Linked DNA regions of Homo sapiens: regions 1 and 2 are each linked to region 3. Evidence: read pairs that join two places in POLR2A ChIA-PET (ENCODE). Cell type or tissue: K562. All regions are shown on one strand. Links, peaks and the distances in the headings refer to the core of each region. The heading gives the core; the rest is flanking DNA. Region 1 has its middle 51 kb from the start of CAPZB. Region 2 has its middle 37 kb from the start of MICOS10-DT. Region 3 overlaps CAPZB (capping actin protein of muscle Z-line subunit beta).

The links. Peaks named below come from ENCODE experiments on the same cell type or tissue, not always from the same donor. Only the 100,000 strongest peaks of a DNase experiment are listed, where the experiment ranks them.
Region 1: POLR2A ChIA-PET joins it to region 3 with 6 read pairs; 8 of 35 experiments call an interaction of 5 or more read pairs at or near these places.
Region 2: POLR2A ChIA-PET joins it to region 3 with 9 read pairs; 7 of 35 experiments call an interaction of 5 or more read pairs at or near these places.

Annotation. Positions count from the first base shown.
Region 1 is chr1:19,533,015-19,539,612 of GRCh38, reverse strand. No RefSeq gene overlaps it. Among named protein-coding and RNA genes, the nearest start is that of CAPZB, 51 kb to the right of the region's middle. In K562, for the core only: no CTCF peak of the experiment used is centred there; no DNase peak of the experiment used is centred there.
Region 2 is chr1:19,556,664-19,563,665 of GRCh38, reverse strand. No RefSeq gene overlaps it. Among named protein-coding and RNA genes, the nearest start is that of MICOS10-DT, 37 kb to the left of the region's middle. In K562, for the core only: no CTCF peak of the experiment used is centred there; no DNase peak of the experiment used is centred there; H3K27me3 peaks cover 1,956 bases.
Region 3 is chr1:19,477,519-19,482,518 of GRCh38, reverse strand. All of the region lies in intron 1 of CAPZB (capping actin protein of muscle Z-line subunit beta), which reads left to right. Among named protein-coding and RNA genes, the nearest start is that of CAPZB, 5.5 kb to the left of the region's middle. RefSeq lists enhancers at 269-954, 4,734-4,833. In K562, for the core only: no CTCF peak of the experiment used is centred there; a DNase peak (open chromatin) is centred at 2,958.

The DNA.
Region 1 (6,598 bases), core at 1,599-6,598, 55 kb before region 3:
CCCAGGTTCAATCAATTCTCCTGCCTCAGCCTCCTGAGTACCTAGGACTACAGGTGTGGCTCACCACACCCAGCTAATTCTTGTATTTTTAGTAGAGATGGGGTTTCACCATGTTGGCCAGGATGGTCTCGAACTCCTGACCTCAGGTGATCCACCCACCTTGTCCTCCCAAAGTGTTGGGATTACAGGCGTGAGCCACTGCACCTGGCCAGAACTTTTTTTCTTTATTTTTCAGAGACAGGGTCTTACTCTATTGCCTAGGCTGGAGTGCAGTGGCATGGTCTTGGCTCACTATATCCTGGACCTCCTGGGCTGAAGCTATCCTCCCGCCTCAGTCTCCAGAGTAGCTGGGACCACAGGCACATAATCCCATATGCCCAGCTTATTTTTTGATTTTTTTTTTTTTTTTTTGGTAGAGATGGAGTCTAGAGATAGGGTTTCGCTATGTGGCCCAGGCTGGCCTTGAACTCCTGGCCTCAAATGATCCTCCTGCCTCAGTCTCCCAAAGTGCTGGGATTACAGGCGTGAACCACTGCACCTGGCCGTATACAAAGAACTCTTGAAACTGAATAAGAAAATAAACAACCAAAGCAAAAAGTGGGCAAAAAATCTGAAGAGACACCTCACCAAAGAAGATATACAGATGGATGGCTGGGTATGGTGGCTCTCAGCACTTTGGGAGGCCGAGGCATGTAGATCACTTGAGCCCAGGAGTTTCAGACCAGCCTGGGCAACATGGTGAAACCTCATCTCTACAAAATACAAAAAATTAGTCAGGCGTGATGGTGCATGCCAGTAGTCCCAGCTACTCAGGAGGCTGAGGTGGGAGGATCACTTGCTGAGCCCAGGAAGTTGACGCTGCAGTGGGCTGTGATCATGCCACTGTACTCTGGCCTGGGCAACAGAGCAAGACTCTGTCTCAAAAAAAAAAAAAAAAGAAAAGAAAAGAAAAAAGAAGAGGCCAGGCAAGGTGGCTCACATCTGTAATCCCACCACTTTGGGAGGCCGAGGCAGGAGGGTCGCTTGAGCTCAGGAGTTCGAGACCAGCTTGGGCAACACAGCGAAAACCTATCTTTACTAAAACTTCAATAGAAATACAAAAATTAGCCAGGCATAGTGACGTGCGCCTACAGTCCCAGCTACTCAGGAGGCTGAGGCTGGAGAATTGCTTGAGTCCGGGAGGTGGAGGTTGCAGTGCGCTGAGATCCCACAACTGCACTCCAGCCTAGGTGATGGGAGTGAAACCTTGTCTCAAATAAAAAAAATTTTTAAAAAAAGGGAGAAGAAGAAAGACAATAGCAAATAAGCAAATGAAAAGATGTTCATCATTGTATGTCATCAGGGAATTGCAAATCAAAACAACAATGAGATATCACTACATATCTGTGAAAACAGCTAAAATCCGAAGCACTGATAATGCAAGTGAGGACGCAGAGCAACAAAAACTTTTTTTTTGAGATGGAGTCTCGCTCTGTCGCCCAGGCTGGAATGCAGTGGCACCATCTGGGCTCACTGCAACCTCTGCTTCCTGGGTTCAAGCGATTCTCCTGCCTCAGCCTCCTGAGTAGCTGGGATTACAGGCGTGCACCACCATGCCTGACTAATTTTTGTATTTTTAGTAGAGATGGGGTTTCACCATGTTGGTCAGGCTGGTCTCGAACTCCTGACCTCATGATCCACCCGCCTTGGCCTCCCAAAGTGCTGGGATGACAGGCATGAGCCATTGCACCTGACCTCAAAAATTTTCATTCATTGCTGTTGGGTATACAAATGGTACAGACAATTTGGAGGACAACTTGGCAGTTTCTTACAAAGCTAAACATAGTCTTACCATATGATACAGCAATCACACTGCTAGGTATTTACTCAAATATGGTGAAAACATGTCCACACAAAAACCTGCACATGAATAGCAGCTTTATTCATAATCGCCAAAACTCGGAAGCAACCAAGATGTCCTTTGACAGGTAAAGAGATGAACAAACTGGCACATCCACACAATGGAATATTAATTCAGTGATAAAAATAAATGAGCTACTGGCCGGGCGCAGTGGCTCATGCCTGTAATCCCAGAGCTTTGGGAGGCCAAGGTGGGCGGATCACCTGAAGTCAGAAGTTCGAGACCAGCCTGGGTAACATGGCAAAACACTGTCTCTACAAAAAATACAAAAACTAGCCAGATATGGTGGTGTGCACCTATAGCCCCAGCTACTTGGGAGGTCGAGGTGGGAGAATGGCTTGAGCCCAGGAGGCGGAGGTTGCAGTGAGCTGAGATCTCACCACTGCACTCCTGTCTGGGTGACAGAGCAAGACCTTGTCCCGCTGGGTGCGGTGGCTCACGCCTGTAATTCCAGCACTTTGGGAGGCCAAGGCCGGGGTGGGGAGGGGCGGATCACCTGAGTTCGGAAGTTCGAGACCAGCCTGACCAACATGGAGAAACCCCATCTCTACTAAAAATACAAAATTAGCCGAGCGTGATGGTACACACCTGTAATCTCAGCTACTCGGGAGGCTGAGGCAGGAGAATATCTTGAACCCAGGAGGCAGAGGTTGCAGTGAGCAGAGATCACGCCACTGCACTCCAGCCTGGGCAACAAGAGCAAGACTCCGTCTCAAAAAAAAAAAAAAATATATATATATATATATACACACACATATTATATATAAAATTAGCTGAGAGTGGTGGTGCGTGCCTGTAATACCAGCAATTCGGGAGGCTGAGGCAAGAGAATCGCTTGAACCCAGGAGGCGGAGGTTGCTGTGAGCCGAGATCGCACCACTGCACTCCAGCCTAGGCGATAGAGTGAGACTGTCTCAAAAAATAAAAAGAAAGAAAGAAAAAAAGAAATTATGTTCCTTCTGCCTCACATCCAATTGATAGCTTGGCTGGGAATAAAATTCTATGTTAATGATATTTTTCACTCTTAATAAATTCCCTTTCTAATTAAGTCAACTAGAGCTGACTTTTGAGTATTTTGAAGATACCATTTGTTGTTGTTTTTTGCCTTCTAGTTTCTAATGTTATTATTTAGAAGTTCAAGGCCATTCTAATTCACATATTTTTTAAAAAACAATTTTATTGATGTATAATTAATACACCCCAAGTCTTTTTTTTTTTTTTTTTTTTTTTTTGAGACAGGATCTCACTGTGTTACCCAGGCTGGAGTGCAGTGGTGCAATCACAGCTCAACTGCATCCTCCACCTCCCAGGCTCAAGTGATCCTCCCATCTCAGCCTCCCCAGTAGTTGTGACCACAGGTGTGAGCTACCATGCTTGGCTAATTTTTGTTTTTGTTTTTGTAGAGATGGGGTTTCCCCATGTTGCCCGGTCTGATGTTTGAAGTCCTAGGCTCAAGCGATCCACCTACCACGGCCCAAAGTGCCAGGATTATAGGCATAAGTCAGCGCACCTAGCCATACCCCAAGTCTTTAGATGTGGCATTCTTTTAGGTTTCCTCCTCTCTCTCTCTGAAATCTTGTTAGGTTCTTCTCTACCTCTCCTACCTCTAGCCCAATGGCCACAAGTTTCCTGGGGCTATTCCTCCCACATCAAAACACAGTTCTCCATACTCCGTAAGGTTTAAGGAATCATAATTATAGAATGTCCCTGCTTCTTTCATTCAGCCAGTGATTTATTGAGCATGTACTGGACAATTGCTGGACAATTGGCTGAACTGTCTTCTAAGTCTGGGTTTATAATGGGTCAAAAACACAGGGCTCCTAACCTCAGTGGAGCTTATATTACAGCAAAGAAATTTTGCTACTTTTTTTTCTTTTTTTTGCGATAGAGTTTCATTCTTGTTGCCCAGGCTGGAGTGCAGTGGCACAATCATGGCTCACTACAGCTTTGATCTCCTGGGCTCAAGTGATTCTCCCATCTCAGCCTCCTGTGTAGCTTGGACTACAGGTGTGCACCCCACAGGCCTGGCTAATTTTGTTCATTTTTTTTTTGTAAAGATGGGGTCTCACTATGTTGCCCAGGCTGGTCTTGAACTCCTGGACTCAAGTGATTCTCAAGCCTTGGCCTCCCAAAGTGCTGGGATTACAGGCGTAAGCCACCACATCTGGCCTGACATACTATATTTGTTTACTTGTCATGTTTACGGTCTGTCTTTCTTCATTAGCATGTAAGTTTCCCAGTGGCAGGGATTTGCATGCCTTTCATTCCTGTCTCTTCAGCACCAAGTACGGTGTGTGGCACATAGTAGGTGTTTCATAAGCACTTGCTGAGTGAATAGGTAGCTCTGTGTGGGAAATAGTTTGGTATATTTGTGCAACAGTAGAAGGCCAGTGGATGGGACAAGGGAGCAAGTCAGTGGGGCAGGAGGGGAGCTTGGAGGGGTGGTCAGGGGGCAGACACACAGGCTGCTAGGCCATGGAAATGAGGGTGGATTTAAACAATAATAGAAGACCTTGCAGGGGTTTTAAGTAGCAGAGTGACATTATCTAATTTGTATTTTTAAAGGGTCACAATGGCTGCCTTGTTAGGCCCGAATGTAGGGGTCCAGAGTAGTAAGTAAGGGGTAGAAAAGAATCAACCAGCCAGGCATGGTGGCTCACACCTGTAATCCCAGCTACTCAGGAGACCAAGGTGGGAGGATCGTTTGAGGCTGAGAGTTTGAGAACAGCCTAGGCAACACAGTGACACCTTGTTTCTAAAAAAAAAAATAATAATTAAAATATTAGCCAGGCATGGTGGTGGCATGCACTTGTAGTCCCAACTACTCAAGAGGTTGAAGTGGGAGAATCGCTTGAGTCTAGGAGCTCAAGGCTGCAGTGAGCCATGATTGCACCACTGTACTCCAGCCTGGGTGCCAGAGTAAGACCCTGTCTCAAAAAAAAAAAAAAAAAAGAAAGGAAAGGAAAAGGGCAGGCACAATGGCTCACACCTGTAATCCTAGCACTTTGGGAGGCCAAGAAGGGAGGATTACTTCGGCCAAAGAAGGAGGATCATTTGAGCCCAGGAGTTCAATACCAGCCTGGGCAACATAGTAAGACCTTGTCTCTGTAAGATAAAATAAAATAAAAAAAGAAAGAGAAATTAAAAGAAAAGAGCCACCCAGTTAGGAAGCTACTGCAGTAGTCTAGGCAAGAAAAGATGTTGGCTGAGATCCAGGTGAGGGCAAGAGCAGATGGAGAGAAGCAGCCAGAATGCAGACTCCACAAGAAATCTGCACTTCATCCTGTCGCGGGATCCTCGCCACACACTGGGTGTGGGTTTATAGACCTCTTTTAGTGATACCTCTTCTAATATCAAATCCAGTTTGGCAGTTAGTGTTCCAGCTAGACTCTACAAGGGATCGGAGGAGGCTAAATTAGATCCTGCCAGCCAGGTCTCAGAAGCTATGACCAAGAATGCAGAGGAATCCCTGCCCCAGCCTTCAAAGTCCTCCAGCCAGGAAATACCCTTCCCTGTACTTGGCTCCTGGCTGATAAGCCTTGTTATTCCCTGGATCTATCCCATCCTCTCCATCTCCAAGGCCACTTCCAGACCCTCATCACACTTGGCTGCACAAGTGATGGCAGCGTCCCTCTTCACTGGCCTCTCTGCTTCCAGTCTTCAAATCCACCCTCCCCAGGGTTGACTGAATGAACATCCTAAAACCCAAACCTAATGGAGTCCCTTTTCTGCTCAAAACCTTTCAGTGACTGCCCATCACGTCCAAGATGAAACGCTAGCTCTGTATCGTGGGATGCAAGACTCTCCTCCGCTGGACACTTCCTTCTCCTCCAGCTACGCTTCCTGCCCCTCCCACTTCACTCCCACTTGACCCCCAGCCTCACCCAGCACTTGGTGCTCCTCCTTCCACTTCCTGCCTTGCTGGTGAGGCCTGGCTTAGTCTCTTCCCTCTGCCTAGGTAACTGTTCCCAGCCTCTGTTGTGTGGTTACTTCTCTCGCCTCACAATTAGCTCAGGAAACACTGCCTCCAAGAGTCCAGGAACCCTCCCTTGGCCTCCCCTGTCTTGTGCCCCCAGTTCACCTGGCGTGGCAGTACACCTCTGCTGCTGCTCTGGGGTTTTTTTGTTTTTTATTTTTTTGAGACAGGTTCTCATTCTGGTCGCCCTGGCTGGAGTGCAGTGGTGCAATCTCAGCTCACCTCAGCCTTGACCTCCCGGGCTCAAGCGATCCTCCTCAGCCTCCCAAGTAGCTGGGACTACAGGCGTGTGCCACCATGCCCAACTAATTTCTGTATTTTTTTTTTTTGAGACAGGGTCTTGCCATGTTGCCCAGGCTGGTCTCAAACTCCTGGGCTCAAGCAATCTGCCCGCATCAGCCTCCCAAAGTGCTGGGATTACAGGCAAGAGCCGCTGCACCTGGCCAAGTGAATGCAGCAGCTACTGCTCTGAACTGTTGTTACTAATTGGTTTGCTTGTCTTCCCCAACTGGACCATGAACTCCCCAAGGGCAAGGACCTTGGCTACTCATCTTTGTGTGCTGGCCTTGTCTACAGTGACTGGTGCATAGCACATGCTTGGTTAAAGACTGTTGAACTGGCTGGCCTTAGCCACACCGCCATACCCTTAGGACAGCCTGGCTAAGGTCCTCGTGGTGAAACAGAGAGAGCTAGCCAGCCCATCTTATTTATTTATTTATTTT
Region 2 (7,002 bases), core at 1,937-6,936, 79 kb before region 3:
GAATTTTATTTGGAAAAAAACAAAACAGAAACTCAAGTCTTGAGAGGCTAGTGGCTCCAGGCATCCTCTCTAGGAGGCTTGATATTGCCTAGAGCTGCCAGGAGCCTGGGGGAGTTTTGGGCCGTCAGAGGATGGAGGAGCAGAGGGTTTCCAGTCAGTTCTGGAAAGCAGCCCTGCTCCCCATCCCCAGGGGAGAGAACACCACACCTATATGAGGCCTCACTTCTGGTGTTTCTACTTGCTGTGTGCCAGGCTGGGTGGCAATCAAGACAGTTTCGGTCCTTGGTTGTGTGTGGCTCATGGCTTAGATGAAGATGATTTTCTTTTTTTATTTTTTAGAGGTGGGGTCTCACTATCCTGCCCAGACTGGTCTCAAACTCCTGGCCTCAAACCATCCTCCTACCTCGGCCTCCCAAAGTGCTGGGATTACAGGCATGAGCCAGTAGTTCACCTGGCCTAGATGAAGAAATTGATAGTTGCAATATATTTACAATACCAGCTTCACAGGGGAAGACACAAAGGTTGGGGTTGGGGCTGCTAACCTAGCCTAGAAGGATCCAGAATGAAACCCAAAGAATGTGTAGGGTCAGCAAAGCACAGCCAGAGAGGACTGTGGGTAGGAGAGGGGTGGGGCGGGGGTGGCAGCAAGAAAGCAGGGGCTTGATAGCAGAGACTTGGCTTCTAGCTCCTGCTCCATCTCCAGCAAGCAGTGCCATTTAAGCAAATGTGCTTGTCTCCTCTGCACTTCATTCTGTTCATCTATAAAACAAGGGATGTTATTAATCCGTTACTTACAAAAGCTAACATTTACTGAGTCCATACTTGGTGCCAGACCCTATTCTAAGCACCTTATATATATTAAGTCCAGGGGTAATTTTCAAAAACAATAAAATTATGACTTTCATACAGATATTAAATGAACCCATATCAAAGATTTTGTGGAACACATTAAGTAATGAGGGAATTGATAAGATGTTACGACTAGTTCAAAATATCTCACAGTTATAGTCGCGTAAGGAACAGGGAAGTGAACTTACAGATTAGGTACGAAACTGGCAAAGTTGGTTGATATCCACAAGGCAATAATTAATTTCATTCTACCGGACACAAGTTGCATTTCTATGGACAAGAACCAGGCCGGGCACAGTGACTCATGCCTGTAATCCCAGCACTATGGGAGGCCGAGGCAGCAGATCACTTGAGGTCAGGAGTTCGAGACTAGCCTGACCAACATGATGAAACCCTGTCTCTACTAAAAACACAAAAATTAGCTGGGTGTGGTGGTGCATGCCTGTAATCCCAGCTACTCGGGAGGTTGAGGCAGCAGAATCGCTTGAACCCGGGTGGTGGAGGTTGCGGTGAGCCAAGATCGCACCATTACACTCCAGCCTGGGCAACAAGAGTGAAACTCCCATCTCAAAAAAAAAAAAAAAAAAAAAAAAGAACAATTTGTTTTACTGACAGCTTTCTACAAGATACAGAGCTATAAAGTAGCTCAAAGACAATGAAGGGCCAAAAATAATCCTATGGGTTGAGCTAGTCAGGACACCCACTGAATGTCGAGGTTTTTCTAATTTGTCCCTATGATCTCCCCAACCCCTTAGGATCATTATAATCTTAAAGAAAAATGACTCTTGATTTAAAAATTGACTGTTCTCATTAGATGTGGTCTGATTGTTTATGTAGGTACAGCAAGAGAGTTAATTTGTCAGCTAGACATGGTGGCTCATGCCTGTAACCTCAGCACTTTTGGGAGGCCGAGGTGGATGGATCACTTGAGCCCAGGAGGTCCAGACTAGCTTGGGCAACATCGTGAAACCCCTTCTCTACAAAAAATACAAAAAATTAGCTGGGCATGGTGGCACACACCTGTAGTCTCAGCTACTAAGGAGGCTAAGGTGGGAGGATTACCTGAGCCTAGGAGGTTGAGGCTGCAGTGAGCCATGATTGCGCCACTGCACTCCAGCCTGGGCGACAGAATGACACATTGTCTCAAAGAAAAAAAAATATTAATTTGTCGTATAGGCCTCCTAAATGTGCTTCACAAAATTTACAGCCATGTCGTTTCAAACAATTACAAAATTAGCTTTTGTCTAGAAGTTTTCATAAGGAATCTCCAATTGGAATCTTTATTCTTTTCCCAGCTGGAATCGTAAAAGGCTCTATTATTTGTTATTTCAAAGTTAAGACACCCAGCTCAAGACGCTTCCCACAAAATTTCTTTCACCTGTCAAACCTGTATATCTGAGTGAATTCTTCTCTTTTTTTGTTCTCTGAATATCATAAAGTTCCTGGCCTTCCAGGAAGTGACTGTCTTTAATATCTGTAAATCAGGTACCAAGTCACTTTTGTTTTTTTTGTTTGTTCTTTTTTTTTTTTTTTTTTTTTTTTTGAGACTGAGTTTCGCTGTTGTTGCCCGGGCTGGAGTGCAATGGCACGATCTTGGCTCACCACAACCTCCGCCTCCCAGATTCAAGCAGTTATCCTGCCTCGGCCTCCAGAGTAGCTGAGATTACAGGCATGCGCCACCATGCCCGGCTAATTTTTTTTTTTGTATTTTTAGTAGAGATGGTGTTTCTCCATGTTGGTCAGGCTGGTCTCGAACTCCTGACCTCAGGTGATTCATCCGCCTCAGCCTTCCAAACTGCTGGGATTACAGGCGTGAGCCACCGCGCCCGGCCCTTTTTTTTTTTTTTTTTTAAGACAGAGTCTGGTTCTATCATACAGGCTGGAGTGCAGTGGTGCGACCTCAGCTCCTGCAACTTTCGCCTCCCCGGTTCAGGCTATTCTCCTGCCTCAGCCTGCCCAGTAGCTGGGACTACAGATTACCGCCACCACAGCTGGCTAATTTTTATATTTTTAGTAGAAATGAGGTTTCACCATGTTGGCCATACTGTTCTCAAACTCCTGACCTCAGGTGATCTGCCTGCCTTGGCCTCCCAAAGTGGTGGGATTACAGGTGTGAGCCACCGCACCTGGCCCCAAGCCAGTTTTCATGGAGACCTTTGTAGGCGTGTGTTCCGTAAGTATTAACACAAATTTTATCCCTTAAAATGCCCTGTCACACCTGATTTAGTGAGCACCATTCTCAGATATGATGCTCCAAGTGAGGCCTTGGCTACAATTAATCCATTTGTCCTGGTAAGAAGGAGGACATAGTCCTGCTGAACATGTGCAAATAACTATTACCATGAAAAGTAAAAAGACTTTTTTTTTTTTTTTAGGTGGAGTTTCGCTCTTGTTGCCCAGGCTGGAGTGCAATCGCGCAATCTCGGCTCACCGCAACCTCCACCTCCCGGGTTCAAGAGAGTCTCCTGCCTCAGCCTCCCGAGTAGCTAGAATTACAGGTGCCCACCACCAAGCCCGGCTAGTTTTGTATTTTTAGTAGAGACGAGGTTTCTCCATGTTGGTCAGGCTGGTCTCGAACTCCTGACCTCAGATGATCTGCCCGCCTCGGCCTCCCAAAGTGCTGGGATTACAGGCATGAGCCACCACGGCTGGCCAAAAAGTAAAAAGACTTTATAAGAGTTTCTGAATTCTAGAAGGCCAGGGAGAATCAGATATCATTTTTAAATGGTTTCTTTCCGTTTATAAAAGCAGAGATGACAAAATTGTTATGGTTACAGATGGATTAAGAAGAGAGAGAAAGGACATTTCTTCTTTAATAAATAAGGACAATAGAACGTTGAAACAACACCAGCAGTTTTCTAAACATATTTGTTTAGAAAAATACAATAAAATTTCCCTCATCAGTTCACTCAGTCCTATGTAATTAATTCTTATTCTGCTGTCTTCTGAGTTAAACATGAAACTATTTGCTTCTAACCCTCAACAGCCCTGGAAATCCTGACTCATTCCATTGATAATAGTCTAAGAATTTTCTAAGTAATGTCAGCTCAGCTCAGTTTGAAGTACCTGGTACAGTCCTTTCCCATACAGCTCTGAGACTGTCCTTGGTTCGAAACACCAAATCCAGCCTGTAGCTTATAGCAGTAAACCTCTGAGGCATTGCAGATGACAGAGAGTTAATATGGCTTTGGTTAATTTATTATAGATCATCTTAAAATGTGAAAGGTCTGGCCGGGCTCGGTGGCTCACACCTGTAATCCCAGCACTTTGGGAGGCCGAGGGGGGCAGCTCACCTGAGGTCAGGAGTTCGAGACCAGCCTGGCCAACATGATGACACCCTGTCTCTATTAAAAATACAAAAAATTAGCTGGGCATGGTGGCACACGCCTGTAATACAGTTACTCAGGAGGCTGAGGCAGGGGAATCGCTTGAACCCAGGAAGCAGAGGTTGTAGTGAGCCGAGATTGTGCCACTGCACTCCAGCCTGGGCAACAGAGCGAGAGTCCATCTTAAAATACAATACAATACAATACAATATAAAATAAAATAAAATAAGAAAGATCTGATGAAGGTTCATAACAGGAGCCAGGAAACAAGGAAATGTGGTTGTTTCTGTGGCATGCAAAACAGAGATAATAAAACCACATCCAAAATTTTGACAAAATACCTCTAAAGATAATTGATTACATCTATCTGCACAGAAATCAGTAAATATTACATCTGATTCATAGAAATGTATGAACATAATTTGTACAGAGGAAAGAAAATCTTGAGATTGAACATATGATAATACAGAAACATTTTTTTTTTTTTTGAGACAGGTTCTGACTCCGTCGCCCAGGCTGGAGCGCAGTGGCATGATCATGGCTCACCACCGCCTCAACTTCTTGAGCTCAAGTGATCCTCCTGCCTCAGTCTCCCAAGTAGCTTGGACTACAGGCATGCACCACCATGCCTAGCTAATTTTATTTTTATTTTTTATAGAGATGGGATCCCACTATATTGCCCAAGCTGGTCTCAAACTCCTGGGCTCAAGCAATCCTCTCACCTCAACCTCCCAAAATGTTGGGATTACAGACATGAGCCACTGCTCCTGGACATAATTTTTGTTTTTATGAGCCCAGGAGTTTGGTACCAAGAATATCAACTAAAGAGATTCAGGCCAGGAGTGGCGGCTTCATGCCTATAATCCTAGCACTTTGGGAGGCTGAGACAGATGGATTACCTGAGCTCAGGAGTTTGAGACCAGCCTGGCTGACATGGTGAAACTCCGTCTCTACTAAAATACCAAAAATCAGCTGGGCGTGATGGCATGCACCTGTAATCCCAGCTACTCAGAGGCTGAGGCAGCAGAATTGCTCAAACCCAGGAGGTGGAGGTTGCAGTGAGCCGAGATTGCGCCACTGCACTCCAGCCTGGGCAACAAAGCAAAACTGTTTAAAAAAAAGAAGAAAGATTCAGTAACAGTAGAGTAGAGCCTAGACACCTTACAAATGTTTACAGCTCTCTGTTCCATGACGAGTCTGATGTGCATCCTAACCAAGACACACTGGCTTTGACCATGATAGATTCAAATTAAAGAAGGAAGGTTGTGGCAAGTAAACATTTTAAATAACTGAACTTGGCCGGGTGTGGTAGCTCACGCCTATAATCCCAGCTCTTTGGGAGGCCAAGACAGGCAGATCTCTTGAGCCCAGGAGTTCAAGACTAGCCTGGGCAATATGTAGAAATCCCATCTCTAGAAAAATACAAAATTGCCAGGCATGGTGGTGCCTGCTTGTGGTCCCAGCTACTAAGGAAGGCTGAGGTGGGAGGATCATCTGAGCCCGGGGAGGTTGAGCCTGCAGTGAGCCATGATTGCATCACTGCACTCCAGCCTGGGTGACAGATACCCTGTCTCAACAAAATAAAAAAAAGAAAGGAAAGGAAAGGAAAGTGAAAGGGGAAGGGGAAGGGGAAGGGAATGGGAAGAGGTAGGGAAGGGGAAGAGGAAGGGAAGGGGAACAGAAGGGGAAGGGGAAGGGAAGGCAAAGGGGAAAGGGAATTGAAGGGGAAGGGGAAGGGGAAGGGAAGGGAAGTGAAGGGAAGGGAAGAGAAGGGAAGGGAAGGGAAGGGAAGGGAAGAGAAGGGAAGGGAAGGGAAAGGAAAGGAAGGAAGAAAGAAAACTGAACTCATAGCTGATAACACTGTACTGTTGTTGCCAATATCATCAGGCAAAGCATGACCAGGACTTTGATAAAAGTCGGAAAACTCGACAGATCTGTTTCAGGAGTTCTAGTTCATAAGAGAACTAGCTCATGGGAGCGTTCTCCTTAAGGATAAAAACATACAAGGGACAGCCGGGAGCAGGAGTTCACGCCTGTAATCCCAGCACTTTGGGAGGCTGAGGCAGTGGATTCCTTGAGTCCAGGAGTTTGAGACCAGCCTAGGCAACATGGTGAAAACCCTGTCTCTACTTTAAAAATAAAGAAATTAGCTGGGCATGGTGGCGTGCGCCTATAGTTCCAGCTACTTGGGAGGCTGAGGTGGAAGAATCACCTGAACCTGGGAGGTTGAGGCTGCTGTGAGCCGAGATCGCGCCACTGCACTCCAGCCAGGACCACCCCAAACCCCCCAAAAAAACAAAACAAAAATATAAGGGACAAGGCCATTGTCTCAGGGGCTTCCCATAAAGCATGCAATTTTAAAATATTTATGTGAATAATATTTTAATTACACAAATTTAACCTGAGCATCTCTTCTGAATTGACAACTCTTCCCGTCCAACTTTTTAATTAAACCTAATTATTTCTTGCATTTTTCATCTAAAGTGAAAGAACAAATCTTTGTGATTTTCCAGGGTTACTTGGGAAATCTCAAAGATCATTTTAGGTGAAGAACATATTTTGAAAGTTTTATTTTATTTTTTTCTATTTAAGGATTCAATTTAGGAAGGCAAAAATCAAAACAGTTGTCAAGGAGATTTGGACATTTGATTAAGATAGGATCTTGGGTGCCTGTAATTGTGACAAGAAGCACTTAAAAATAAGCATAGAAGGTAACAAAAATGGTAAAGAACATTAGCTTCTTCATAAGTGAGAATTCCTGAAGTAAATTGATTATTTAGGGGGAAAAAAGAATTTATTAAGACCTGGAGTCTTTGTTCTCTGTGTA
Region 3 (5,000 bases), core at 1-5,000:
TTGGGAATTATTCTTAGTTATGATGATGGTGAGGCTTTAGCAGGAACGGGGACTAGGGAGGCCCCCTCAGGAATTGCTGCTCCAGCTCACAGATGGTTTTGCCTGGCAGGAGCTGATGGGAACTTGGTATTGTTACAAGGTGAAACAACATAGTTGACATTAATGTCTCTTGATGTGGATAAGACACATTGTTCAACTCACATCCCTCTTGTCTGTCTATACAGCCCTGTTCATTTAAGCCCACCTGGCCTCTTTTTGGTGGCATGCTTATAAAAAGTAGGCAGTGATCAGTGGCTTGAGATTAAGGAAATGATAAGCCGTGTCTTTGAAAGCAGATGCTCCTATTTATAACTCAGACATCCTATACTTTTACATTCCATGAGGTGGGGAACAGGACATGACTGACCACAGGGAAATGGTGGCAGGGCAGGTGCCTCGCCCGTTAGAAGCCTGCCCTCCCTCCAGGCTGGGAAATGCTTATTGTTAGGCAAATACTGAGGCATGTTGTGGGGTACCTGCAGCTACAGGATAATGTTAATTCAGCTTTTTGTGTATTAAGTGCCTACTCTGTGGTGCTTATGTGCTGAGGATGCAAGACAAGGATCTCTGCCCTCATGGCTCACATTGTTGAGGGGTGGGGATGTCATCGTTACCTAAAGCTTAAGGGGGAAAGAGCCTTGTTCAGTGTACCTGCAGGCACATCTGCATGAGCTATGGCAGGAAACTGAAGAGAAAGCTGGGGGCTTGTGCCAGGCTCCACTCCCAGGCCTTTTGGGGTGTGTCTTCTCTTGTGTCTGCCATTGGGTGGAATTGGATTGCACGTGCACGCAGTCCGCTCCTCTGCACAGCCAAGGCTTTCTGGGGCCCCGAAATGAAACCTTACAGTACCTTGGAAGTCCAGCCTGGGTAGCTTTGTCCAGCCTGTCCAACCCGGGTACCCGAGGATCTGCTGTGACCCAGAAACATGACTTAGGTTATAGCCCAGCCCCCATTTTACTCACAAGGAACCTGAAGCTTGAGAGCTTGAGTGACCGGTGTGAACAGCAGGCCTGGGATTCGGATCCCTGTCAGCCCAAGTCATGTGCTGGACCCCACTCACTGTGTTTTCCAGAACACAGTGAGCAGAGGGCCCCGTAAATACAGGATCTTGTCCCATTTCCCCTTGCAGCAGATCCACCAGTGAGGGTGCGGTGTGGAATTCCAGGGGATGCAACTGCAAGATCACCCATATTGGGACCAGCTAGAGCCATATGCTATTTCCAGACCTAGGCTTTCACAGATTCATGTTTCAGTGGAAGGAAAGGGAGGTTTAATGGTTATGGAGCACCAGCCACATGCTATGCACTCTGTTAGAACGGTCCTCACCACAGCCTGACAAGGTAGGTTCAACTTTAGGCTGGAGGCAGCATAGTACAAGAAAATAGAGTTAGGAGCCAGACTGCTTTAGGATAACAGTACCTCTGCATAAGGTCGTAATGAGGGTTAAGTAATATCTGTCAAGTGCATCCAGTAGCATCTGGCACATAGTGATGTAAACATTAACTATTGTTATTATCACCATTTTCCAAAAGTGTGCAAAGGGGTGTATGGTTAGTCCCTGTCTAGCTACTAAGTGGAGGAATTGGGTTTTCTGACTCCAGAGCAAACCGTTTTTCTCCACTCCGTACTGCCTGCCGATGGCTGCTTTGGAGTTTGTCTGGCTCTGGGTTGTGCCTTGAACGCACAACTTACCTAATAGAGCCTGGGGCTCTTTTCTCCATTAAAGACAAGCTCACTGTGAGCTGGGCACCATGTGTTGCCAGAGCCTCATGCTATATGTCAGGCCCGAATTCCTTGTTTGTGCCAGTGGAACCCCCTGTGACTGGAGGGTTCCTGCCCTCTTCCAGGCTTGGAAGAAGAGAGACAGGGCTGGGGACAGAGCATATGAGCTCTGTGAGAGCAGGGACCTTGTCTGTTTGGTTCCCTCTGAGTACCCCACACCTTGCACTGGCCGCCTGGCACTTAGCGCCAGCTACATAAACACTGAGTGAGAGCTGAGAGGCGGCTGCCTGCTCCACAGAACATGGTCTCTGCAGTTGGGCACATCTGGATTTGAGTCCTGTCTGCCACTCAGCATGTGACTGTCAGTGAGGCGGCTAATTCCCTTGGTCTCAGTTTTCCTGTTCCGTCGCATGAGGATAACATTTTATAGAGATGGGGAGTAGGGGTGAAATTTGTAATGTACTTACTCCAGTGCTTGGCACACAGTAGCTGTGGTTGTTGCATGTCTTATTCTGCATACCACAGAATAAGGGACACAAATAGAAGCCATCATCCCTGTCCTCTAATCTGGGAGGGGGAGGCAAGATGCGTCCAAAAAGCCAAGTGCAGCAGGAATGAAGTAGTACTAGAAAAGACTTAGCCAGGGACCCATGGGTGCTGTGGTCTGCCCATCCCTGCAGGCCTGGCTTGCATTTCCCCCTCCTCCACGCAGCCCTGCAGACCACTCCAGCCTGCAGTCGGCTTGGGGGCTGGGCATGAAGCCTGGGAAGAGTGTGCTCAGGCAGAGAGGACAGGGTGGGGTATGGTCAAGGGGACTGGCACAAAAGCAGAGGTCAGGGGGTGTGGTCACACAAGCAGTAGATGCGAGCCCATGGGGTGCCTCAGTCTCAGGAGTGAGTTGTGGAGTGCCTGAGTTGCTAAGCTAAGGAGTTTGCATTAGATCTGGGACAGTGTGGAGCCAGTGAAATTTTTGACAGGGCAGGTAGAAATTCGAGGAGGCTGGCAGAGCGGTGGTATTTTAGGAAGAGCCCTCTGGCTGTGCATGCAGGAGGCCTGGGAGGTGAAAGAGATGGGAGAGAGGCCTCCACAAGCATCAGCTTGTGAGCTTATGAGGGTCCTGGCCACTGTGCAGCTGTGGGTGTGGAAAGGAAGGGATGGTGGAAGGAGATAAAGGCAGAGTGACACGGAATGATTTACCACCTCTGGAGCTGAGGGGGTCTGCCCCAGAGCTGTCCCATGTAGGTGTTCTGATTGGACAGTTTATCATTGACACACAGCTATTTCAGGTCAGTCTAAATCCTAGATAGTGGTGTCTGCAAAGCCTTGAGAGCCTGTTAACAACTGAATGGGGATTTCAGTCTGGGTAGCCCAGTGATCCATCCAGCCAGTGACTCTGTGACTGCAGGTGGCACCAAGTTCAGCCTGATGCACACAGCATTAGGTTCTGGTGCCTAAGACACCAGTCTGCTGAGGGAGATGGTGGGGTGGCGGGCTCTGCATGGCAGCTGTAGGAATAACAGAAGCTAGTTTTTTTTTGTTTGTTTGTTTGAGACAGAGTCTCGCTCTGCCACCTAGGCTGGAGTACAGTGGCACGATCTCGACTCCCTGCAACCTCCGTCTCCTAGACTCAGGGAATTCTCTTGCCTCAGCCTCCCAAGTAGCTGGGACTACAGGTGCGTACCACCATGCCTAGCTAATTTTTTGTATTTTTAGTAGAGACAGGGTTTCACCATGTTGGCCAGGCTGGTCTTGAACGCCTGGCCTCATGATCTGCCTGCCTCAGCCTCCCAAAGTGCTGGGGATTACAGGCATGAGCCACTGTACTTGGCCAGGAGCTAGTTTTGACTGATGACTTTTTAATATTCCAGCCAGCCCTACGAGGCAGATTCTCATGTCACCCTCATTATGCAGGTGAGGAAACCGAGGCCCACCTGGCAGTCCTGGCACTGCGCTATGCTCCCTTTAGTGATTTTTTTCCATCGGGTCATTCATTCCGTGGATGTCTACTGAGCAGTCAGGTAGACCTAATAGAATATGCCATCTGAGTCTTAAGGTTAAATGGAGGAAGCGGGTGGAAGCAAGTATGTCCAAAGTTCTGAAAGACTCAGGAGTGAGTGCAGAACCAGCCTGGGGAAGTCCACAGCGTCAGACAGGCAGGGAGGCTGCTTGCCTGCGTTTTTCCGTGCTTCCTCCTATGGTCACCCCACATGTTTCTGACATCTCTGGATGCTTGTGAACAGGAGCCTTTGCCTACAACTTTCTAGTGTTAGGTTTTCAGTTGTGTCGTCACGTGTCTTGTAAGGCAACAACCCTGGTGGTTGCCATTCACCTGGCACGTAGTGATGATTGTGAGGACTGAGTTTATGTGTGGAAAGTGTAGACGATGCCTGGCACGTTGTAAGTGCAGTAGGAGTGTTATCTCTTATTATTGTGGTTATTCTGTTAACATGGATGGATGATAGGTGGTGTTTCATTTAACTTCCCAACCAGCCTGGAAGGCAGGTGCTAGTTCCTTCTTCTGAGACTCCAAGATGTAGAGTCCCTTGCCCAAGGAGAGTGGTCTTAAGGGGCTCATTCTGTTTAAACACCAGACTGCTGAAAACAGCAGCCCAGGGTTTCTGGTCTCAAGAGCTCTTACCACATTGCAGCTTGGAAGCAGTTGTTACCACTGGCTCAGACCCCGCACTTCTCCACCCTCTGCTTCAATTGCTCTGTGCAGCTTCCTCTTCTAGTGCTGAACTCAGCATGATGCTCCTGAGTTAGGCTCGGTATCTTATTTAACAGTGTTTGGGCTTGCTGTCTCAGAGCCCTAGTAAGTGGATTCAGGCATCGTATTTACCAAGTGAAGTACTTTAACTTAAAATAGAAAGTTAAACCAGGTGCTGTGGTGTGTGTCAGTGGTCCCAGCTACTCAGGAGGCTGAGGTGGGAGGATCGCTTGGGCCCAGGAGTTCAAGGCCAACCTGGGCAACATAGTAAGACCCCATCTTTCTTTCAAAAAAAGTTATGAAAAGATGCTTTTGCATTGCACCCTATCTGCTGGAGCTTCCAATTAGAATTGAGCCAGTGGCATTTTCCGGTGGTACCGGTGCCCTTTTCCCTTCTCAGTTGCAGCAGTGATTGGCAGGTAGAGTGTTGCTGCTGAAGGCTTCTCCGTCGTGAGGCTTTGACCCTGATGGGCTGTCGTTGGTTTCACATGAGTGGGCTCCCTGCGTTGCAGTTTTGTGCTCAGAAACTGGA